Linked DNA regions of Homo sapiens: all the other regions are linked to region 3. Evidence: chromatin contacts called from ENCODE Hi-C or POLR2A ChIA-PET data. All regions are on one chromosome and are shown on one strand. The core of a region is the stretch at or near the end of the contact, and the rest is flanking DNA. Distances in the headings are between cores, read along the strand shown.

Region 1 (4,556 bases), core at 1,127-3,626, 540 kb after region 3:
GATCAAGATCAGGACTTTTTCTGCTAACTCCTACCTGTTACTATCTTCACGAACCCTGGTTTTGTCCCATAGCTCAATATAATCTACAAGTGTAACAACCATGTAGATTCTGTCAGTCATATCTCAGAATTAGGGCATGAGGTGTGATGCTTCATTAGAGCACCCTGGAGCAGGCAGGGTCAAAGACGAAGCCAGGACCTGAAATGACTTTTACCAAGAGGGGAGGTGAGGCCCAGAGGACGCAGAGCCAGGAGGAGCAAGTGAGATGCATAACCCAAAGAGCACAACCAATTTATCCATGGATTTGGCCACAGATGGCCCTGGTATTTCTCAAGGAAGACGGTGGAATCCTGTTCTAGGGGGCTGTGAGGGAAGGAACTGAGAATCTGGTGGACAAGAAGCCACAGCTCAGGAGAGCTCTCTTAGGGGTTACAGTTGTTTGAAATGTGGAAAGAAAGGGCTTAGTCTCTGGAAGAGGAGCTAGCGAGAACAAGATGGGAGGCACAGTGGAAACCAGTCCTAGCAAACTGGAACCAGGGAGAGCTCCCTCTGGGCAAGGCCTTGGGATTACAGGCTCAGCACTTTCTGATTGGAGTCCAGGAGCAAGCAGTTGCTGATGAGCTTGCCTGGAGGGGATTGGTCCAGAGGCTGGGAGGACAGGGCAGCGTGGAATTCAGCAGGAGGTAGCTGCAAGGAGTGGAGAAGGCAGAAGCTGGGAAATGAGACTGGGCCTGAGATATACTATCGTTGAAGTCTCCAGTGAAAGTGTGGAAGAGGCCTTCACACACACTATTGAAAGGCCACCACACACCCATCCTCTTCTGTTTGAATTTCCCTTCTATGTACTTTTCTTCATTTTTTCTTTAAACTCTTATTTTCTTGAGAGCAATTTCCCTGTACTGTTTTCCCTGATGTTCCCTGGGCCTTAGACTACCTTTTGAGAAAGACATGCACTTAGACTTTATTGCTCAACACTCATGCCCATTGCATCATTGTCTAACCTGCATTTCCCTCTCATCCAAAGGGGCAATGTGGACAAAACGAAGTAAAAAGATCAAATGCCTTGCAGAATTTCAGTGTCAGTGTTGCTCATTCTACCAATCTTTTGATCTTAAAACTGGGTTCAAAAGGAAATAAGCTACTTTGGAGCCAGGTACAGTGGCTCACTCCTGTAATTCCAGCACTGTGGAAGATTGAGGCAGGCAGAGACTTGAGCCCAGGAGTTCGAGACCAGTGTGGGCAACATGGCAAAACCCCGTCTCTATAAAAAATACAAAAATTAGCTGACTGTGGAGGTGCATACAGGCAGTCCCAGGTAGTTGGGAGGCTGAGGCAGGAGAATCACTTGAGCATGGGAGACTGAGGCTTCAGTGATTCATGATTGCACCACTGCACTCCAGCCTGGGTGACAGAGCAAGACCCTGTGTCCGAAAACAAAAAAACAAAGAAAGAAACAAAAAGCTGGTTTGCATAGTTTTTCATCAAATCCAATGCCAAATTCTAGCCACTTCTTGCTTTTCTAAGCACAGACAGGCAATTCATTGCTAAACTATTTTACAAATCTCCCAACTATATTATATAAAATCTATCTCCTCTCTTATCAAGGGAAACACTTGCTCATCTTTGAGCAACTCACATACTCCAAATACCTCTGGTGTTGAAAGCCGTCTGGTCATTAGTATGTTCAGCTGCTCAGTGTCTGAAATTCCTTTGGGTCAGACCTCTAGAGCAACCAGATAATCTCTCAGTGGCGGTCACAGGCTAGCAAGCCTTGGCCGTATCCAGACCATGCCTATCATGGTCTGGCAACCCTGCCAAAGTAACAAAGCAACTTTTACTTTTATATCTTTCCAAAGTAACAAGACAACTTTGAATTTATTGCCAACATTGAACATTGAGGACCTCATATAAAATCAGGATTCCCAGCTGCTCTTGAAAATTTGGAAGTTGTGACCCTGCTGGGCCCACATTCCCTAGAGTGTTGGGTCTCCTGGGCTCAGCAGCTGCTGCCCCTGAGGGAGGCATGCATCTCTCCTGTGTAAGTTTCCACCTGGCTCTCTGGCTTGGTCATATTGGCTTCCTGGCCTCTTTTTGCATGTAGTTTGTGATCCCTGATTGTAGGTTTCATCATTTATCCTGGGCTGTTTCCTCCTGGGAGTTATAACCTTCCTAATCTGAAGCTGAAACTCCCCCAAATGCAAGCTAAACGTGAGTTGACAGTAATGGCTAATGCCTAAATAGCACCTACTGTGTACCAGGCCTGAAACACTAACTCATTTCATCTTCACAACAAGCCTATGCTGTGGGTGCTGGTTACTGCAACAGGCCTGAACCACCAGCTCATTTCCTCCTCACAAGCCCATGCGGTGGGCACTCGTTACCACACTAGGCCTCAACAACCAGCTCATTTCGTTACCACACCAGGCCTGAGCCACCAGCTCATTTCCTCCTCACAAGCCCATGCGGTGGGCGCTCGTTACCACACTAGGCCTCAATAACCAGCTCATTTCATTACTACACTAGGCCTCAACCACCAGCTCATTTCATTACCACACCAGGCCTGAGCCGCCAGCTCATTTCATCCTCACAAGCACATGCAGTGGGCGCTCATTAGCCCCGTTTTACAGGTGAGGACACATGCTCAGAGACTTTAGCCCACTTGTCTGGAGCTGACTGCCTCCACACCTTCTGTGTGATTCACACTGACACAACTGGACATTTCCTACCACGAACATGATATTCACTCTGGTTTTCTGCCTTGACCTCTACATTTTTGGCCCCTGCACATTTGGGCCTCAACCTTCCAGACACGGTTCCTCCAGCTCGGTTAGAGTCCCGTGCTCCTCCTCCCATGCCTTTGGTGCCCACACTAAGTCGGGGCTCAGAAGTCACTCCATCTGTGACTTGGCTGCTCTGCTTTGTGAGCTCAAGAAACCAGGAAGCCTGTTAAACACGCCATCAGGAATGCTGAAGAATTAAGATTGTCCAATAAAAGTCAGTGTCAAAGGAATGGAAAATGAAGTGTGGATGGGAACCGTTATTTCTCAGGAGTCAGGGAGTATCTAAATTTGCTGTCTGAAGTCAGAGCCATAGAAAATCCCCAGCTGCACTCTGGTAGTAGTGGTTTTAGCACCTTTACTTGTCATTACAAATAAATTTGAAACTGAAGGAAAGTGAAGAAACACCTCTCAGAAGAGCATGATGCCTTCGACCTGGTTTGCTAGGACAGGAACTGGACACAGATTCTGAAAATCTCATTCATTCAAGCTGAATAAAATGTAGACGCAAGGACATTTACATAGTCAGCCATTCCTCAAGGATTTACTGAGTGCCTACTGTGTACCAGAAGTGGTATTCGTTAGGTACCACATGTTTCATTCATTTGCTCATAGTCCTTTGAGGCCCTTCTAGGTGGAAGCCCCACAATAGGCTCTGGGGATACAGCCCCTGCCACTGCAGAGCTGATGTTTTCACATAAGATTCAGACTTCCAACAACCAATTACACTACTGGTTAATCACAATTATAGTGCTGCAACTAGGCGTTCCCAGTCAGTCTGGGAAATGCAGAAAGGCCTCCCTGGTGAGAAGGTCTCTGCACTAAAATCTGCAGGAGCTGCAGGAGCAGAGTGAAGGGAGGTAAGGGAAAGTGAGAGCCTGCCAGGCAAAAGGAAGAGGAAGCGCCAAGGACCTATGGAGGGTGGGAGCCAGGGAACCGAAGGAGGCAGTTACCAGCACTCCTGAAGCACAGGCAGCTAGAGAAGAGAGCCACAGGCTGGACAGTGACCTTGGCAGGGGACACACCATGCAAGGCTAGTGAGCCACGTTCAGAATTTTGAGATTTATCTTGAAAGCCCTGGGAAATCATTAGCATTTTAAGCAGAATGGTAATATGGTCAAATTAGCATTTATAAAGGCCCTGTGAAGGAAGGTCAGAGGTGCAGCAAGAATGGACGCAGTGAGTTGGTTACTGGGTGAATTCGCCAGGCAGGCAAGAAGGGGTGTTGCAGAGCCAGGTTTCTCCACAGCCACATCAGTGACATTTGGCATCTCATTGATCTTTGCTGTGAGGGCTGTATTGTGCACGGCAGCATGCTTTGCATCCCTGGCTCTGCCTGCTGGATGCCAATAGCTCCCTCCCCGAGTCATGACACACAAAAATATGTCCACTGGACATTGCCAAATGTCCCTCGTTGGGGGAAATCACCTATAGTTGAGAAGCACCAATTTAAAGTGGGGACAAGGGATGTGAAGAGATATGGACAGATTCACAATGTGTCTTGGAGCTGGAATCAAAAGATATTAGTGACATATTTGAAAAGGGATGGAGGGCATGAGGTCAGGGCTGACTGTAGCTTGAGGTGCTGGGTGGATAACACGGCGACCATTGCTAGAAAATACGAAGGAAGGCAGGATTTGAAGGAAAAGATAATGAGGTCCATCCTAAGTATTTCATTGGAAAGTTGACCTCTCCCTCTCCCTCTCCCCACGGTCTCCCTCTCCCTCTCTTTGCACAGTCTCTCTCTGATGCCGAGCCGAAGCTGGACTGTACTGCTGC
Region 2 (4,835 bases), core at 103-2,602, 800 kb after region 3:
AAACATTAAATACCAAGCTACGGGGATATTTCCGAACAGAAACAGGAAGTCTCGGCTATGGCAGAGCCTGGAGCAAGGAGAAATTTGTCCACCAGCCTTCCTTTCAGGAAACACTTTTCCTCCAACATTTTGTAATAATTACTTTTTAATAAAGGGCGAAGACAAACTAGTAATTTCCAGCACCAATCACTAACTATTAAGGAAGATAGTTTCACAACTTCCTAAAACAGAGGCATGGGATTCATTACCTATTTCTTTTGACTTCATTAATTTAACGCAAATTTCCTTCAGAATAATGAAACTAAGGAGAAAGTTGAACAAGCCCTGATTCAGACTGGACACCCCAGAATTCCTCTAGTTCGCATTTTAAGGAACCTGCTTTAGTGAGAAGTATGTGGCCCCATCCGAGGATGCAATTTCACAGCCAGGAGCAGCCGCGGTCCCCGCCAGGGATGCGGTCACGGGCGCTCGCACCCGGAAGCCGCTCAACAAGTTCCCCGCCGGCTTCGGCTCCGCACCCCCACCCAGCCAGGCTCTCCGCAGAATTTCCTCCCCGCACCTAAAGGCTGCACTTCATTTTCACACGCGGGAACGCCTCCTCCCGCTGCTCACCTCCACAACTCCCGGCACTCCCGCGACACTTCCCCACAGTCCCCTCCGCCCGCTCCCCTCACCCCGGCTCGGCACCCATCCTTTCCTAACCCCAAACTGCCCGGCGCCCCGGGCTCTCCGCGCCTGCGCCGCGCCCGAGGACCACCCCCGCCCAACCCCGGGTCCATCCGATCCTCGGCCCTCTGCGGCGGGGAGAGGGGGCGGACGGTGCACAAAGGTCACCCCGAGCTAACGGAGGCGGTCGGCGCGGGAAACGCGCTCACCCGCAGGGTGGGGGCGGGGTGCGAAAACCGAAGGAACGACGGAAGGCGCGGACCGGGGCGGGAGCCTCCCCGTCACCAGGGTCCCGCACCTCCCAGCTCCGGGAGGCGCGCAGGGCTGTGGCTCCCCGTCGCTCCACCGTCTGCGCTCCCAGGCAAGGTCCTCTGGGGCGCCTCGGAACTGCGCGCCCCCAGCCGCCAGCATGGTGGGCGCCGCGCCTCCGGCAGCACCCGGTCCCCGGCCCCTACCTCCAAGAGCAGCCCGAGCAGCAGCGCCGCCACCTTCGCAGGCTGGCGCCTCATGGCTCCTCGCGTCCTCTCCAGCGCGCCCGGACGCCGGGTCGCAGGCGCGCTTCGCGACTCGGCCCCCGCGCGGGGCGGGCGGGCAGACTGCAGCCGGGAGCCGTCCCGCCGACCGCTGGGGGGCCCGGCTGGGAGCGGGCGGGAGCCGGGGCGCGCCGCGCAGCCCTGGCTGCGCTCCGCCCCCGGCCGCCGCGCGCTCCCGACACGCCCGGCCGGGCGCGCGCCTGCGGGCTCCCGGAACCCGAGGCCCGGCCTGGGGCGCGGCTGCTGGGCGCTAGGCCCGCGACGCTGAGGTGCGCGCGCCCCGGGCGGGAGGAGGGGCTGCACCGCCTGGCGAATGGGAGGGGGACTGGCAGGCTCTCCCTTCCCAAGGGAGGTCGTCCTGTCGCCCTAGACTAAACCCAGGAAGGCTTTTAAAAGAAGCAGAGTCTCCGCGGGGGGAAGCTTGTTCCCTGAGAGGTGGCCGCAGACGAACCCACTGCTCAGTCTGGCATCCCGAAGCCGCTCCGCTCCTGGCTCTCCCCGCTGTTCCTGCGCGCAGCGGGGGCAGTGCCCCCACACCCACGCGTGATGGGAAGGCCGGCCTGGGGGTGGGAAGGCCCACCGAAATAGATGGTCCCCACACCTCACTGCTTCCTTGGATGTGGCTATTTTTTATGCCAGTGTTCTCCTGCTCTGACCCTACTTGAACTTGACCGCAACCGGCCCCGCCTTGCAGGCCACCCTCCCGCAGCAGAAAACTGTGCGGAGCTCGCGCTGTCCTCGCCTCCGCTGACCCCACCTCCATGTCCTCACAGACACTATTTTTTCACAACACAGCTCAGATCCCACCTTCTTCATGAGGTTATTCAACAAACACTATTAAACTTGTAAGATGTACCAGATCCTGAGTTGGAGGCTGAGAGGAGGACAAGAAAACTGCTCCCGTAGCCTAGAGGGAGGGAGAGTCGCTTAAACCACCTGATGCAGAATGCTGAGTGCGGAGACCAGGAGGTGGGTGCATCACAGAGGGTCATAAAGGACATGAGCTGCGCAGTACAGGAGGTGGAAGGAGGGGGTCACACGAACAGATGTCACCCGAGGCAAGTCCCCAACTCTTTCCCAGCTTTCAAAGCCTAATTTGATTAATATAGAGCATGCACCACCTGACTATACCTGTCAGAGCCAGAACTTACAAGTAAGACAGAAACAATGCCTATGGCCTTCAGTCATGCTAAGGCACCTATCTGACAAGCCTGCCAAACGCCATTGAACTCTAGTAGTTTTACTATTTACAATGAGGACATTTTACAACTCTTTTTAATGGAAAAGTTAACTTGTAGAAAACTAAGCTGAAAGCTTATTGTGTGTTAGCAAGACAAATGTTTTTCCAGTGGGGATAGAAGTGATCTCGTCCTGTAAAAATGCAAATGGGCCAGGCAGGGTGGCTCATGCCTATCATCCCAGCAGTCTGGGAAGCTGAGGTGTGAGAATTGCTTGAGCCCAGGAGTTCACCAACCCCAACCTGGGCAACACAGCAAGAACCTGTCTCCATTAAAACGTGTGTGTGTGTGTGTGTGTGTGTGTGTATAAGACAAATGACCCCTGCTTAAGGTGAGAATCATAACCAGCTTCCTATCTGATTGAGCCACTTCATTCCCAGCGTTTCCTTTCTCTTTTCTCCCCGCTTTTGACTGTGTGTGTAGGTCACTTGCCTGCATTCTCCTTTGAAGCACCTTTGTCATCCCACTGTTTCCATCATTAATGGGTTAAAATGGAACTTTGACTTGTGTCCACGATGTATTCGTGTGCAAATTGTGGTTCTGTTGCATTGTGAGCAACCTACTAGTGTCTGACATAACCTCCCTTCTGCATCTCTCTCTGCCTGGAAGATTGTTTTGCTGAGCTCGACTTCCTGTAATTTGTGCAAGTTTTTTTCCAAGAATAAAATTAGAACTGTGACTCTGCTTTCACCTCAGTCTGATACCTCTCCTGTGTGCTCTCTGTTTGGTCCTGAATGATGTGGTGGTTGCTTGGCATGGTTGGAGGATGGGGTGTAGGCTAACCAGCCAGGCTGTTTCCTTGAGCACAAATTATAAGGGCATCAGATACCACTGAAAAAGTTACAAGATAAAGCTGCATTCACTAGAACAACTGTTAAAGTTGGACTTGGGGTTAGAAGAAAGTTCTTGATGAGTTGTTTGGGGCAGGACTGGACATGTCCTGGTCTGCTCAGCTGCCCCTGAGGAGTAAGGACCCAGAGCCTGGAGCATGTGTGTTGCCAAAGGAAACAAATAAGAGAGAGACTGGGCTTGACCTGTAGCTTCCCTGCAAAACTGTGGAGTCTACATGAATGATGAACATGTATTTCATTTATTCAATAAATATTTATCTGCATCTGTTTTGGGCCAGGCACTATTCTGGACATTTCGGATACAGCCCTGAGTAAAATAGACAAAGCAGTGGCATAAAAGGCAGAGTGGCTGCTGTCATGCAGATTTCAATCTAGTGAGGGGTAACAGAGAATAGAATAAATAAATAAATATGTATATAAGTGCCAGAAAGAAAAATAAATTGAGTGAAACATTTGGAAGGTAAGACTGAGTGTAATTAAAAATACAAGGGTCGGCCGGACACAGTGGCTCATGCCTGTAATCCCAGTACTTTGGGAGGCCGAGGAGGGCAGATCACCTGAGGTCGGGAGGTCGAGACCAGCCTGACCAACATGGAGAAACCCTGTCTCTACTAAAAATACAAAATTAGCCGGGCATGGTAGTGCATATGTCTGTAATTCCAGCTACTCGGGAGGCTGAGGCAGGAGAATCGTTTGAACCCGGGAGGCAGAGGTTTTGGTGAGCCGAGATCGCACCATTGCACCCCAGCCTGGGCAACAAGAGCTAAACTCCGTCTCAAAAAAAAAAAAAAATAGGAGGGCCAGGCCAGGCCCCTATGGCAAATTGCCAGGAGCAGAGACCCAAAGGTAGGAAAGGGGGCAAAACAAGACTATTAATCAAAGCTTTGAGGCAGGAAAAACGGGCCTGAGGAATTTCCTGACAGGATCGGTGAGGCTGGAGCTCTGTGCTCCCTTAGCAGGGGTAGAATCTGAATTCAAAGAAGAAATGGACGCTCAGATTTGTAGTCCATTATAAGGATCTTGGATTTAGTTCTGAAAGAAATGGGATATCATTTGAGGATTTTGAGCTGAAAAGTAATGTAATCTGGCTTAAGCCTTCAAAGCATCAGCCCTAGTGCTGTGTAGAAAACAGACTAGGGCAGGGTTGGGAAGGGTGGAGGGAAGGGTGGAGGCTGGAAGAGCAGTGAGGAGATGGATGTGATGTTGATACCAGTGGGCTAGGGGAGGTCCCCCAAATGCCAAGGGGATCTTGACCTCCGCCGGTGTCCAGCCTCTTGACACCATCACAAGAAGGAATTCAAGGATGAGTCGAAAATAGTGAAAGTATGATTTATTGCAAAGCAAAAAGCACTCAAGAAAGCGATTGCTGGCATACTCAAGAGAGAGTTGTGCAAATGGAGTTTGGGGCTGCTACTACCTTTATGGGTTTCTTTAATCAAGAGGTGGAATATTCATGAAAATTTCTGGGAAAAGGTGGAGAGTTCTTGGAACTGTGATGCAACCCATTTGTACACCAAATGTGGGTGTTCTTGGAACTGTTATGGCAC
Region 3 (4,665 bases), core at 985-3,484:
TTTTTCTCCCTTAGGACTAGAAGAAAAAGTGCACTTGACAAAATTTAGCCACATTTATTACAAAAACTTTCATCAAAGCAGGAATAAAAAGAAACTCTCAAGCTTATAGAGGGCACTTTTAAAAATGTGCAGCTAACATCATACCTAATGGCAAAAGACTGAACTTATTTTCTCTAAGAACAGGAGCTAAGAACAGGAACAGAGCTGATGCTGGTACAATTATATATCTGTATGGAAAAAAAAAAAAACTTTAGTATTTCCAACATATGATACACAAAAGTTAACATGAAAAAGATCATGGATGAAAATGCAAAAAGTAAAACTATAAAACTTCTAGGAAAAATGTAGGAGAAAATTTTTGTGATCTCAATGTAGGCAAACATTTTTGAGGTAATAAATCTATAATTTTTTTTTTTTTTTTTTGAGACGGAGTCTCACTCAGTCACCCAGGCTGAAGTGCAGTGGCGCGATCTCGGCTCACTGCAAGCTCCACCTCTCGGGTTCACCCCATTCTCCTGCCTCAGCCTCCCAGGGAGCTGGGACTACAGGCGCCCGCTACCACGCACGGCTAACTTTTTGTATTTTTTTTAGTAGAGACAGGGTTTCACCGTGCTAGCCAGGATGGTCTCAATCTCCTGACCTCATGATCCGCCCGCTTCAGCCTCCCAAAGTGCTGGGATTATAGGCGTGAGCCACTGCGCCCGGCCCACAAATCTGTAACTTTAAAAAATGATAAATTAGACTATCAAAATTTAAAATGTTTGCTCCCCAAAGGATACTATTAATAATATAAAAAGGCAGGTCACAAACTAGGAAAAAAATAACGATATATATATGTGACAAGATACTTTTATAGAGCATCATATATAAAGAAATCTTATGATTCAATAATTAGAAGATAAATAACCCAATTTTATAAAGTGAGAGAAGCAAATGAATTAAACAGACTTTAACCAAAGAATATATACAAATAGCCAATAGCCACATGCAAAGATGCTCAGCATTATTAGTTAGCAGGAAAATGCAAATTAAACTCATCATGAGTCACCTCCACACACCCATTAGAATCAATGTTCAAAAGGATGATCATACCAGATATTGACAAGGACATGGCTCAGCCAGAGCTCTCACTGATTGCCGTGGGAATAGAAAATGGTGTAACTGGCCAGGCGCGGTGGCTCACACCTGTAATCCCAGCACTTTCGGAGGCCGAGGCAGGTGGATCACTTGAGGTCAGGAGTTCAAGATGAGCCTGGCTAACATGATGAAACCCTGTCTCTACCAAAAATACAAAAATTAGCCAGGTGTGGTGGCAGTCACCTGCAATCCCAGCTACTCGGAAGGCTGAGGCAGGAGAATTGCTTGAACCTGGGAGGTGGAGGTTGCAGTGAGGTGAGATCGTGCCACTGCACTCCAGCCTGGGCAACAGAGCAAGACTCCGTCTCAAAAAAAAAAAAAAGAAAAAAAGAAAAAAGAAAATGGTATAACTATTCTAGGAAATACTTTGGCTGTTTTTTTATAGTTAAATATCTACTTACTCTACCAGTAATTTGCTTCTAGGTATTTACCAAGAGAAATGAGAACATTTGTACACATTTGTTACACACATTTGCTCATAGCAATCTTAATAGTCAAAAACTGGAAGCAAGCCAGGTGCCCATCAACAGGAGACTGGGTCAATAAATTGGGGTATATTCATACAAGAGAATAGTACTGAGAAGGAAAAATGAATAAGATACTGTTAGATTTAACAAAATGAATAGATCTCAAAAGTGTTATGTTAAATGGAAAAAGCAAGTATTTACACAGACACAAAAGAGTACATGCTATATAATTCCTTTTAGATGAAATTCTTAAAAGTCAGAACGGACATAAAGCAGATCAGTGGTTGCCTGGACAAGAGCTGGGGTGAGCTTGCCTGTAAATAGGTACAAGGGTACTTTGGGAGGTGATGGAAATCTACATGTTGTGTTGAGGTTGACTGGGTGTATACATTCGCCAAAACCCCTTGAACTGATATAAAGGTGCAGTTTATTGAATATAAACTACACCTCCATGCAGTTTTTTAAGAAGAGTTTATGTGTATTTTCTCCTGTTTGAGCTTTGAAAGAACATTCCAAAGCTCCTAAATGCTTTGGAATCCCAAAGCTCCAAAAATGTTTTCTATTAGAAAACATTTAGAAGTGCTCAAAGTAGCAAAAGATTTGCCTAGTTTTATCGGAAGTATGGAGAAAAGACACAAGATGGCGGTGTTACTCAGAGAAAGCAAAAGTGTATGGCGTCTTTCTCAATAAAGTCTCATTTCACCTGGCAGTTCTTCACGTCATTGACACGATTGTCCTCAGTACTTTCTTCTCCAGGTGCTTATGGGAGTCTTCTCTAATATACTTAATTACTGTCTACACTCAATAACTACGTCACGGATCCTTTAAACATCTCAAGAGCTTTTGTTTTTCTGTTGTTGTTGCAAATAAAAGTGAAAAATGTAAATAGTTTGCAATCCAGTAATCTATTTCGTTATTAGGGAGACTCATGTCTACTGCGGTTTGTTACTCCATAATGGAAGCCCCTGAGAAGTCGCCTTACCTCTGGGAAGAGCGCTTTGCTTCCCAGAGAATCTGATTCGCATTTCAGGCAGTCAGCCACTGGAGGGCAGTGCAGAAGCGTGAATGCCCTCACCTGCTCGGAGGCGGGAAACCCTGCAGCAACTGCGTCTTCTAAGGGAGCCTAGGACCAGGTTATTAGCAGAGGGGAAAAGAAAATGAATCCATTCTGGAAACCATCCGTTTGATTCAGAATGTTTTGTGTAAGACAGTATTTCTTGGGCCAGGCACAGTGGCTCACGCCTGTAATCCCAGCACTTTGGGAGGCCCAGGCGAGCAGATCACTTGAGGTGAGGAGTTCAAGACCAGCCTTGCCAACGTGGTGAAACCCCTTCTCTACTAAAAATACAAAAATTAGCTGGGTGTGGTGGCATGTGCCTGTAATCCCAGCTACCCAGGAAGCTGAGGTAAGAGAATCGCTGGAACCCGGGAGGTGGAGGCTGCAGTGAGCCGAGATCATGCCACTGCACTCCAGCCTGGGCGACAGAGCAAGACTGTCTTTAAAAAAAAAAAAAAAAAAAAATTATTTCTTGGTAATTACAAAGTTGTGTCCATCAGACGAACTCTAGAACTCTACAGATAACTGTGGACTCTAGCCTCCATGTACAGAGCAGCTAAGTGCAGACTGGAGAGAGGGCAGGCAGGGGCCGGCCGAGGGCGGGGTCCTACAGGAGGAGGAGGTGCCGGTGAACCTCCCATTTCCACGACTTGTACTCTTGGGGCAGCCCCTGGTCTGTGCCACGTGGATGGTGAAAGCTCACATGGAGAACATCCCACTGCCTTGAAGAACCAGAGGACAAAGTTTAGGACAACCGCAGTCACTGGCTGGGGGGCGGTGTGGGGCAGGGATCGGGGACTGACAAACAGAAGAGCCGGGAGACAGGGAACCTCAGACCATGAGTAAAGGCTAACTTCCTAGCTGGGCCATGCATGGACCTGACAAGCTTCCCTCGCTAAGGCCCAACCCTGCAGCCCTGATGGCCCTGCTGCCCCACCCAGGTTCCACGCACTGTGGGGAGATAAGCGGAAGCTGGAAGAGGGAAACCCTGGGCTTACAGCCTGGTTCTGCTCCCAACCACTACTGCTAATGTCTTGAGCTTGTTACCAAAGCTCCCTGAGCTTTAGTTTGTTTTCCAGAGAAAAGATGAAACCAGACCTCTCTCCTAGGGCTGCTTTTGAGGACTACCAGGGATAATGTGTGCAAAGCGCCTGACACAGAGGGCTTCACTCTGTCATTAATTTGCTTCCCACCTCTTGTTTGTGGTTTCCCTGGAATCTTGTGACTAACTCCTGTTGCAGGAAGTCAGGGACCCCAAACGGAGGGACCGGCTGAAGCCATGGCAGAAGAACGTGGATTGTGAAGATTTCATGGACACTTATCACTTCCCCAGTCAATACCCTTGTGCTTGCCTATGCCTGTCTTTACTTTAATCTCTTAATCCTGTCAGCCAAGGAGGATGTATTTCGCTTCAGGACCATGTGATAATTGCGTTAACTGCACAAATTGTACAGCATGTGTGTTTGAGCAATATGAAATCTGAGCACCTTGAAAAAAGAGCAGGATAACAGCAATTGTTCAGGGAATAAGAGAGATAACCTTAAACTCTTGACCGCCGGTGAGCTGGGCAGAACAGAACCATATTTCTCTTCTTCCAAAAGCAAATGGGAGAAATATCTCTGAATTCTTTTTCTCAGCATGGAACGTCCCTGAGAAAGAGAATGTGCGCCTGGAGGTATAGGCTTATAAACAGCCCCCCCGCCAGGTGCACCTGTCTCTTATGGTCGAGGCTGCAGAGATGAAATATACTCCAGTCTCCCATAGTGCTCCCAGGCTTATTAGGAAGAGGAAATTCCCACCTAATAAATTTTGATCAGACCAGTTGATCACAAAACCCTGTCTCCTGATAAGATGTTATCAATGACAATGGTGCCTGAAACTTCATTAGCAATTTTAATTTCGCCTGGGTGCTGTGGTCCTGTGATCTCGCCCTGCCTCCACTTGCCCTGTGATATTCTATTACCCTGTTAAGTCCGTGATGTCTGTCACCCATACCTATTCACA
Region 4 (4,644 bases), core at 1,928-4,427, 660 kb after region 3:
GCAAGAGTGAATATTGAAGAAAGTTCTGAAAAGAGGAGCACTGATAGGCAGGCAGTGAAAGCAACAAGGATTCCAGAGTCCACCACGGGCGCAGGGAAGGGAAGACAGGAGCACAAACAGAAGCCCCACAAACAGGCCCGGATATTCGTTAGATTTGTATGTGGGTATGGGCGTGCTTTCTGTTTGCTAACATTTTGGTAAAGGTTTTTGCATCTCTATTCATGAAGGATATTGGCCTACAGTTTTCCTGTCTTGTGCTGTCTTTCTCTGGTTTTGGTATCAGGGTCATACTGACCTAATAAACCATGTTGAGAAGTATCTTCTTCTCTTCTGTTTTCTGGGACAGACTGTGTTAATTGGTGGAAGAATTGGTATTAGTGTAACTTAAATGTTTGGTAGAATTCTCCAGTACAAACTTCTAGGTCTGGAGATTTATTTTTCTAGACTTTTAAAATAAATTCCGTTTTTAAAATAGTTATAGGGCTGTTCAAGTTATCTATTTCATATTGGGTGAGCTGTCATAGTTTGTAATTTTTGGGAAATTGGTTAATTACGTACATGTGGTGAAATGCAAATATGTAAGCTATTGGTATTCCTTATCATCCTCTGTCTGCATCGTCTGTAGTGGTATGTCCTGTTTTAGTTTTCATACTGGTAATATTTTTAAATCATATTTTAGAAATACGAGCAGAAAACAGAGCATGTGTCACATGTTTTGCAGAAGATGATCTTTTTTAATATTCAGAGAACTCATAAGGAAAAAGTACTTACTAGAATAAAAGTTGTAGTCCTCTATGTCATAAAAATGCAATGCATTTGCATCAGATATAACAGAGTTAATGCCTGAACTCTAAATGGAGTTTATCAACTTGATAATAGCACCTTCAGAGCCCCAGTGGGTCAAAAGCTTTGGATGTACAGCTCCCTAAAGGCGGGAAGTTAATAGGTCACCTCCTTCCCCTGTGCCTCGCCAGTGCCTGGCAGACAGAACTGTGGGGGACTCTCACCAAATTCCCGTCAGGGGACGGAGGGATTATTAAGCCGTGTGCCTAGCAATGCAGGCCATTGTGGCAAACTGGCCGGCTGGAGGAGCCACTGGGAGGGCTCACTGGCACCTGGCACCCCTTCTGGAGGAGCTCACTCCTGCTGGAGTGCACCGCCCAGTGGATCCGCTGCCCACACACCTGAGCAGGAAAGCCAGGCTCATCCCCGCAGGGCCTGCTGTAGGGCCTCCTAGGCTTGTTATGGGTCCCTGTTTACTTCTCATGGGCACTCCTAGGTCAGTGGTTTTCTAATTTTTTAAACAAGTTTCTGGAACCTTTCTTTAAACAAAAACTTACAGAGAAGGCTGGGAACACCCCAGATGACCGTCAGTAGGAAAAATGGGTAAACAATCTGCAGTGTACTGTTCAGCAGTAAGAAGGGGCCAACTATGAACAGGCACAGAACGTGAATGAATTGCAGGAACCCTGACGAAGGAGCCAGATACAAGGGCTGTACACTGTGGCCATGCTCATAAGAGTGCCAGAGCAGGCAGAACTAATCCATGGTGGACCAAGACCAGGCTGCTGGTTACCTCTGGGGGGACCACAGGGATGGGAGGGACTGGAGAGGGGCACTTGGAACTTCCTGGGGTGATGGAAATATTCCAGGTCTTAATCGGGTTTTGTTTGCACATGTATATGCATTTTACAAACCTCAGAGAAGTACATTTTGGATTTATGTGTTTTATTGTACGTGAATTTTACATCAAAAGAAAAACTGTAAACAAAAACCCTGTAAGGGAGGATTGTTCTGATTTGAGTGGGGACAGGAGACCTGGAGGCCTTGGTGGGCTACTAGCACCTTCTCCACCCCACACCCTTCCTAAGCTGCTGTGAGTCTAGTTGAAAACCCACTGCTCAATTACTGCAATGATTTGGGGTGGGGATTTTGACCAAATTGAGGTTTGTTAAAAATAACATTCTTCAAATATCAAGAAGATATAAAATGCAACTTTGAGCATATACAGGCTCTGAGGGGAAGCTCCGTGTATAGGAATATCGTAATTAGCAGCATCCATAACTTCCATAGCGATTCTGTGATGCCACCTTAAAGTTTCAAGATATAAGATTAAAGCCCAGTAACCAGTTTTTTAAATATAAGATAGTGAGGAAAACTGGTGTTATTATATTACCTGCCAGGTGCTAAATATAAGGATATCTTTGGTTTTTAATGAAGTCATCTTTAGAGTCCTCAGCACCTTTCCCACATGCTTGCAGCCCCTGGTAAGGGAAATGATTAAAAGTCACTGTTATAGACACTACCCTTATGCCATTCCTAAGAGGCTCCTCATTTTACATTGCAGGCATGGCTGGCGCTATTCACTTTCTCTCTGATGTCCTGGGACCAGAGACATCACGGTTTCCAGCATTTGAACTTGACTCTTCGAAGAGGGATTAAAAGGTGCAAAAAGACAACTAAAATACCCATTTGGACCAAAAGCCACCAGATTGCTTAGTGCCTGACACAGAAACAACTGGGAATCCTGAAAGAGAAGCAGACACCGTCACAGGCCCCTCTGGTTAGACTAGCATGAGTGACCGAAGCCATCCATCAACATTTTCTAACAGCACCCTCATCAATATAAAATATGACTTCTTCACATACAGATTCTCTGTAGTGTTTGCATGTTTCTTGGTGTTTGTTGTCTCCAGGTGTAAGCTGTTTTAAATGGAAGGCCCTTCTATTCCTGAGGGCTCAGAGCTGACCATGCATGAATGTATGGCAGTGTCCACTTTTCTGTATAAAATGTATAAAGTGGGGTTTCTTCCATATTGACAAATGAGGGAACAGGTGGTGTCTATCTTGTATATCAGAAAGATTATCTAGGGTCTATCCTAGTGATAATACATTGTCAGCCTTTTCTGTGGCACCTTCCAGATGAGAATGAGGGAGCGACCACTCCAAGGACGGACAGGACCAGCAGTTCTGCAGGGGCGTGCTGGGGTGGTTTGGGAGTGCACAGCTGAACGCTTCCCGTTTGGATTTTACACTCACCTTCGTGTTTTAAAGAAGCCTCAGAGTGCATTGCAGCTCTGTCAGGGCCCCATTCCCAGCAGAGGCTTCAGGTGCTTTGTGTAGAGTCCAGGGCAGCTGGAGCTTTGTTGGGGAGACTTCTGGACCCAAAGGGAGCTTTCCCAAGAAGCCTTTGATGGCCACACTGTAGGCAGCAGTGACTAAGCACTGGCAGTTCCAGAACATTTACCCAGGTATATGTTACTAAAACAGGCTCCACCTCAGTTTATCAACATTATAAGTTACTGTTCTAAGAAAAGTAAATACAGTTCCAGATGGGTTATTGCAGATTAACAGAAAGACACTCAACTGGACTCATGTCCCTGCAATTAAACTTACTTCAACCTTTTGGAAAGTTATCAAAATCTAAATTTGGAATGAATGCATTTCCTATTTTTTGTCTACTTTTGGGTGATAAAAAGTACTAGCCCTTATTTATAGATATGAGAAACATAATGTTCTAACCAACAACATTATGGTATTTGTGTGACTTTTATTTGAAAAAATGTGAGCAGTAATTTGGGTTAGCCTACCTTCATTAATTCTATCACATAGATTTCAGTTTTTAGAAGGGTTTCTGTCATCATGGAAGAGGTGGTCTGGGACTAGGTACTTCTCGTCTTGTGAGCTAAGGCTTGTGTCATGAAAGACAAGAGGCCTCTCTTAACAGCCCAGTCCTTGTCTGCAGGGGGAGGCCTGAGCATTTCCCAGCCCCAGTGTCCACACCTCTCAGAAAAGAGAAAAAAGAATGTCAGTTTAGGAGAAAAGCTTCCTTTTTACTTGTGTGGTTATGTGTGGGGCTGGCACCCGAAATGTGTGACATTCAGCTTCTAAACGATGCCTGGAGAGTCTGTTTGCTGCAGACACCCTTGCTCCTGAGTCATTATTTTCTTTCATGTTAGATTGATGACTTCTGTGAATAGAAATCATCCTGATCCTATTTTACCTGGCCTCCAGGGCCTGTTGATGGGCTTTGCAGGCAGTCCAGCAGCCCACACCTGCAGGCAGGATGCTGTCGTCAATGAGCTGAGGGTAGCTGCTTTGCTGAAGACCTCACACGATGTCCAATCTCATCCAAATAACATTGTTCCCATCCTCCCCACCCACCACATCAAAACATAACACATCACAGCACTCAGTAGAGGTCCTGCCTCCCCATTTCTCAAGGGAAGCCAGTAGGCAACACAGCCAGCACGGTGCTCTCCAGGGCAGCCCCTCTCAGACGAGGAGGCAGCGGGTGCAGCCAGGTGTCTGCAGAGCAGCCACAAAGGTGGCCTAGGATGCGGGTGTCTCCCCAGGTGAGTCCATCCACACACGTTTGAAAAACACTATTAGTCTTTCTAACACACTGAGGGAAAGATTAAAATCTGTGGAATAAAGGAGGAGATTTTATTTACAGATTTTTTTAAAAGCCACCTGGGTTGACACCTTCCTACTTATCCACTAGATGTCATCAGAGGTGCTGTTCCGTGGTTCTGCATTAACCCCTGCCTCATGTCTGTAACATGTGACAGTAATTCCAGCTCGGTCCCTCCAGGCAAAGGAGAAACGGGACTTACTTCACAGGACAGAGGATTGACAGAAGTC
Region 5 (4,876 bases), core at 373-2,872, 590 kb after region 3:
CGACTCCTTGGGTGTGCTTTGGGCCGGCATGTATGTCCTCTTGCCCTTCTCTTACACAGAAGAGTGGGGAGGGTGTCCTAAGAATTTGGCTTGTCCTAAGGAAAATAAAGTTGTAATTTCAAGGCACTGACCAAGGTCTCTGTACTACTCAAGAGCTCAAGAGTGGCCACGGGGGAAGATAGCCCTGGGTGTAAAAGGGCCGCAGAAGGGAATCCCCTGTGCTCTGCATTAAAAAACCCCCAGGGGACAGGAGGCTGAAGAAAGGGAACCTACCACTTCTCCATAAAATAGTGTCAGTGAGCTGTCCAGGAGGGCAGGGGATCTGCCGATAAGAGAGCATTTAGGAAAATATGCCGACTCCTTAAATTGGGTTTCGATTTTTCAGCTTTTGAAAATATTGGTTTTCTTTAGGACAGGTTTCTGTACTTGCCAACAGTTGCCAGTTATCCACCAGCAGACTGCAGGAAGAAGAGACAATCTTCACCTCCCTCCTGGGTAGGGAGAGCTGAGAATTCACTAGGCTTAGCCTAACAAAGCCCGCAGTGGACGTTTCTGCTGTACCTGTCCAAGGCGTGATAGTTCCCCAGACTTTGGGGAATATCACCGTGGGTTATTTTGTCTAGTTAAGTCCCTGTGGTGGGATAAGGATGGCTCCTAGAGCATGTCGGCATCAGTAGTTCCTGGAGTGGATTTTCCTACACCGTCTAGGTATGAAAATTTGGTGGGAGAAAAGACCCCAGGAAAGGGGAAAGCAGGAAAGTGGAGCTAAGGGATGCTGCTATAACACTCATCCTGTTGTATCTGTTCTGTTTCCCTGAACTTTGAAGATAGTTATGCTGAGTACCCCCTTTAAAATGATTTTCTTCTACACTGTACCTTCCCATGGTCATGTTCTTGGTGGGGTGTGTTTCACATGTCCAGCCCTGTGGGGTTGGGGGGACACTAGAAGAGGTAGTGGGAAGCCAGACTTTCCCACATCATTCCACCGAGGCCACGGAGGCAGGAGGAACCGAGCCTTCCCTGTGCTCGGCACTGTGTTTTTCTTCATCATGTCACTTTTTACATTAACGTGTATTTTTGCTTGCTTCCAGAAAAGCACCTACATCAGCTATGCTGTAATCCTTGCTTTTCTCACCCAATAACTGGGAATCCCCAGAGAGCCAAAACTATCTTTTTAATCTCTTATTTCTTCATCACCTAGTACCATTTGGTGCTCAATCAACGTTTACTGAGCGGAAGAAAACGGAAATAAGACATTTTCCTCAAGGAGCAGAAATCATTACACGTATTTGGTCCAAACAAATAAAAATAAAGAGAACCAATGAAGACTGAAGTAAACCACATCACGATTACATAAATGTAAAGATCTGGTTGCTTGTGTCCTTTTTATAATACATACTATGATCTTTGCCAATTAACACTGGAGGACTCTTTCTGGTCGATAAAATGTTTGGATAATTAAGTATGCTTTCATTTTATGTCCCGGTATCAAAGATGTCCATTTATTCAAAACAAAGGGAGTGAACATAAAACATAAAAAGAAAAAAAAAAAGGCCTGTGGCTCCTCCTCCCAGACACCCCCCTCCAACAGTGATGAATAGGAGGGACTGTCTCCCTCCCCCATCCCTCGGAGACTAGCCTTGCAGTGTTTTAGACTGTTTTGAAATTCTGTTCTTTAGAAGAGATTTTTTTTTTCTTCTTAATATCAAACAAAGAACTGCTGCTATTCCTTTGGGCTGGCGCAGCAGGGGCCGGTGAAATGCAGGCTGACGACGGCGCGCCAGGGGCTGAGCTCGCCCCGGTCGGCGACGCGCACACACCTTGAGTGACAGCGACCTCTTCTCTACAGGTTTTCCCCGCGGGAGCGTGGCCCTAGCGGGCGTTCGGTTTTCTTTGGAAATCGCGGAGGGGGCTGGCCGGGCGCAGCGATCCCCACCCCGGGACTCCAGCCCCGGCCGTGCGCGTCGCCGCGGACGGGCTCTGCGGGCCACGGGGAAGGTGCGAGGAGGCGCGAGCAGGCTGTGAGCCGCTGGGCGCTCCCGCGAGCCCGCTCCTCTCCGTCGGGAGCAGGGCAAAGGCGCCAGGAACAGGGCAGAGGCACAGCGCCCACCGCCTCTGCGGCCGCCTGATGTGCGAGCAGCCCGCGACGAGGCAGTGCACGCTCAGACGCCCCGCTCCTCCCGCCAGCGCGCGGCCTCGCTCCTCCTAGAGGACGCTCTCTGCGCGGGCCCTCGGAGGAGGCGGCGGCGGGGCGAGCTGCAGCGCCGGGACAGGAGGTTTGTCCCCGCCCGCGCGCCGTACCGCGGCGGAGATGGGCGAGACCATGTCAAAGAGGCTGAAGCTCCACCTGGGAGGGGAGGCAGAAATGGAGGAACGGGCGTTCGTCAACCCCTTCCCGGACTACGAGGCCGCCGCCGGGGCGCTGCTCGCCTCCGGAGCGGCCGAAGAGACAGGCTGTGTTCGTCCCCCGGCGACCACGGATGAGCCCGGCCTCCCTTTTCATCAGGACGGGAAGGTGAGTCGGCGGCCTGGCCGCAGAGGCGCCGGAGGGGGAGCGCGGCGGTGGTAGCGTCCACCTTCCGCCAGGCGTGACGTCACAGGCGCGCGCCGGGCTTGGGAGGGCGCGGGATGATAGCGCCTAGCACCTGTCTCCGGGCCTTCCCGATGAGCCGCGCTTAGGGTCCGTGGGCTTCAGCTGCATGAACCACGTTCCAGCAGTTCGGCCCTCCTGGCCCCAACGCGCCTTTGAAATACGCGGACAGTGCGCTTTCCTTCTTGGCCCGAGCGGCGCTTCGCAATGCGGGCTTGTGCACTCGTGAGGCCCGCGGACACCTCCCGCCCCTGCGCGGCGGAGCGCTCCGCCGGCTACCTGCTCCTCAGAAGTGGCCTGGAGGCTGGATTTCCTTGGCCATATCTGGTCCCTGGGCTCTCGCCGACAAAGAAGCATTGTCCGTACTGTCTGTGTGCCCAGAAATGGGAAGCGGGTGTAAGGGGAGGCCAAACTTGACTTTCTTAGTGTCGCGAGGTGGGTCAGAGCGTTACATTGACATAAAACAGATTAACAACAGAAAAACATACATCTCTTGAATATGTTTTACGTGAAAAAGACACAAAGAAATGGCAAAACCCAAATACTTTTGTGCTAGGCAGAACCAAGAGCGGCAGCTGTGGGAGAGTAAAGTGTGCGGGGAGGCTAATGGAAGATGGAACTGCTTGAACCACGTCTAGGTAGAAATCTCCGCCTTGCTCGGCTCTGGTGCCGAGTGTTTCTTTGTTCCTGGTGTAGGGAGGCCATGTTTTACAGGAGTTTTCTCTTGTTTCATGAAGAAAAGGGGGCAGTTTAGAGCACTCTTCTGTTTTTCAAGTGCTTTTAGCTTAAAATAATCCTTATGCCAGAGACATATTTTTGGGATGGCATACCCTGTCACCCTTCACGGGCTATCTGAACAGAATCTAACGTGGGAGGCAAAAAGTGGGAATAAAACAGAAGATTGAATATCAGCACAACTGTTTTCATGCTTGGTAAAACCGTACCTTTACCAGGTTTTCTTTTTCCACTGAGGTACGTGTTCCAATGGCCACTTCACCTCCTTGGATCTCCATGTATTTCATATTTGGCTAAAACTAAGAAGGTAATTTTGAAAGAGCCATTGGTCTGAATATGGAATCTAAGGCAAGTGACTTCTGTAAACCTCTCTCTTCTTGAATGTGGTTAAAAACTCGAAACAGGCCGGGCGCGGTGGCTCACGCCAGTAATCCCAGCACTTTGGGAGGCCGAAGCGGGCTGATTGCTTGAGCCCAGCAGTTCGAGACCAGCCTGGCCAACATGGCAAAACACCGTCTCTACAAAAGAAAAATACAAAAATTAGCCGAGCGTGGTGGTGGACGCCTGTTCAGCTACTCAGGAGGCCGAGGTATGAGAATCGCTTGAGCCTCGGAGGTCGAGGTTGCAGTGAGTGGAGATTGCGCCATTGCACTCCAGCCTGGGCGACAGAGCTAGACGCAGTCTCAAAAACCAAAAGCAAGCAAACCTGTGGGAACAAGTCCTAACTGATGGGGATGTGTCTGAATTAGATGAAGCATATAAATTGCCTAGCAAACTGCCTGATGTGGTACCTTAAGAAAGGCCTCAATAAATGTTAATCTCTTCCCCTTGATGATTTAAGTTACACGGTTTAGATTCATATTCAATATTGGTTTTTCTCTAGATTTCTTCTATTTTTACATACAAATATGTGTTTCATTTGTGACTTAGTGTTTCATTTTTTAATAACAAAAATAAAAATCTGGCAAGCATTGAAAAAACTGCATCATTCATTCTTATTACCAGTGGCCATCTCAGTACTATCCTTGGAGTAGGTAGGTTACAGCAATGCTTAGTGAAAGATGAATGAAATGAACTCTTGACATGAGAATAACAAAAATAATGTTAGAGACATGGGAAGCAGGTGAGTTTCATTTGCAGCCTCACAGGAGATAAACACTAATTCAACTCAAAGTTTTGAAATTGGGTATTTTTCTTTTTAGCCTTTGTATCTGGATAAATGTGATTTTTGACCTCAGTTATATACCTGATTTATGTTGAAAAGAAAATTAGACTACAAGTAACTAATGGGGCTTGTGATATCTCTGCAATGAAATGTAAGTTGGGGTGGGGACCTATGCCAGTGGTTGTGAGTATATGCTAAAGAAAGAAATGGACATCATATTATTCTTGAATATGAAAATGAGAGCACGTTGAAGGGAGAGATGGATAGTGATTTTAAAAGGTGGAAAGATTGCTTCTTGGTTATTGGAAAGTCATCAGATAAAATGAATATGAGTTGAACACTGTCTTCCCTATTAATATTTTTTATGATTGACATTAAATTTTTGG

Evidence for each region. A loop is a pair of places that touch in the nucleus more often than their neighbours do. ChIA-PET counts read pairs that join two places held with the same protein, here RNA polymerase II (POLR2A). Pooled maps may share reads with other maps.
Region 1: a loop to region 3 is called in a pooled map, with 2.1 times the contacts of the local background. The contact joins two enhancer-like sites. A Hi-C loop is called at or near these places in 1 of 50 pooled maps. POLR2A ChIA-PET finds 5 or more read pairs at or near these places in 3 of 52 experiments (Panc1, WTC11 and activated T-cell).
Region 2: a map of IMR-90 shows a loop between it and region 3 (4-fold over the local background). The contact joins the promoter of VOPP1 here to the enhancer-like site in region 3. A Hi-C loop is called at or near these places in 2 of 168 maps with a recorded cell type or tissue (CD4-positive, alpha-beta T cell and IMR-90), 1 of 37 single-sample maps with no recorded cell type and 8 of 50 pooled maps.
Region 4: a map of heart right ventricle shows a loop between it and region 3 (3-fold over the local background). The contact joins two enhancer-like sites. A Hi-C loop is called at or near these places in 2 of 168 maps with a recorded cell type or tissue (astrocyte of the cerebellum and heart right ventricle) and 6 of 50 pooled maps.
Region 5: a map of CD4-positive, alpha-beta memory T cell shows a loop between it and region 3 (9-fold over the local background). The contact joins the promoter of LANCL2 here to the enhancer-like site in region 3. A Hi-C loop is called at or near these places in 14 of 168 maps with a recorded cell type or tissue (B cell, CD4-positive, alpha-beta T cell, CD4-positive, alpha-beta memory T cell and 10 more), 2 of 37 single-sample maps with no recorded cell type and 19 of 50 pooled maps. POLR2A ChIA-PET finds 5 or more read pairs at or near these places in 2 of 52 experiments (CD4-positive, alpha-beta T cell and naive thymus-derived CD4-positive, alpha-beta T cell).

The regions. Positions count from the first base shown.
Region 1 is chr7:55,306,740-55,311,295 of GRCh38, forward strand. No RefSeq gene overlaps it. Among named protein-coding and RNA genes, the nearest start is that of ELDR, 53 kb to the left of the region's middle. RefSeq lists a silencer at 4,058-4,242. Within about 2 kb of position 2,377, at least 4 of the 41 ENCODE cell types and tissues checked have a DNase peak (open chromatin) inside an H3K27ac peak, as active enhancers do.
Region 2 is chr7:55,571,150-55,575,984 of GRCh38, forward strand. It overlaps VOPP1 (VOPP1 WW domain binding protein), which reads right to left and starts at 1,353. Exons shown (of 5, transcript NM_030796.5): 1 at 1,122-1,353. The coding sequence starts at 1,175. It overlaps VOPP1-DT (VOPP1 divergent transcript), which reads left to right and starts at 1,617. Exons shown (of 17, transcript NR_187585.1): 1 at 1,617-2,168. RefSeq lists enhancers at 347-406, 2,736-2,815, 3,146-3,285 and a silencer at 607-1,586.
Region 3 is chr7:54,771,682-54,776,346 of GRCh38, forward strand. All of the region lies in intron 1 of SEC61G-DT (SEC61G divergent transcript), which reads left to right. Among named protein-coding and RNA genes, the nearest start is that of SEC61G-DT, 15 kb to the left of the region's middle. RefSeq lists a silencer at 2,571-2,730. Within about 2 kb of position 2,235, at least 7 of the 41 ENCODE cell types and tissues checked have a DNase peak (open chromatin) inside an H3K27ac peak, as active enhancers do; they include PC-3, where a contact is called at or near this core.
Region 4 is chr7:55,428,879-55,433,522 of GRCh38, forward strand. It overlaps LANCL2 (LanC like glutathione S-transferase 2), which reads left to right. Exons shown (of 9, transcript NM_018697.4): 9 at 2,348-4,644. The coding sequence ends at 2,442. Among named protein-coding and RNA genes, the nearest start is that of LANCL2, 66 kb to the left of the region's middle. RefSeq lists enhancers at 4,426-4,475, 4,506-4,585. Within about 2 kb of position 3,178, at least 3 of the 41 ENCODE cell types and tissues checked have a DNase peak (open chromatin) inside an H3K27ac peak, as active enhancers do.
Region 5 is chr7:55,363,715-55,368,590 of GRCh38, forward strand. LANCL2 (LanC like glutathione S-transferase 2) reads left to right here and starts at 1,623. Exons shown (of 9, transcript NM_018697.4): 1 at 1,623-2,515. The coding sequence starts at 2,312. RefSeq lists enhancers at 1,548-1,737, 2,358-2,817, 2,848-3,087 and a silencer at 1,808-2,227.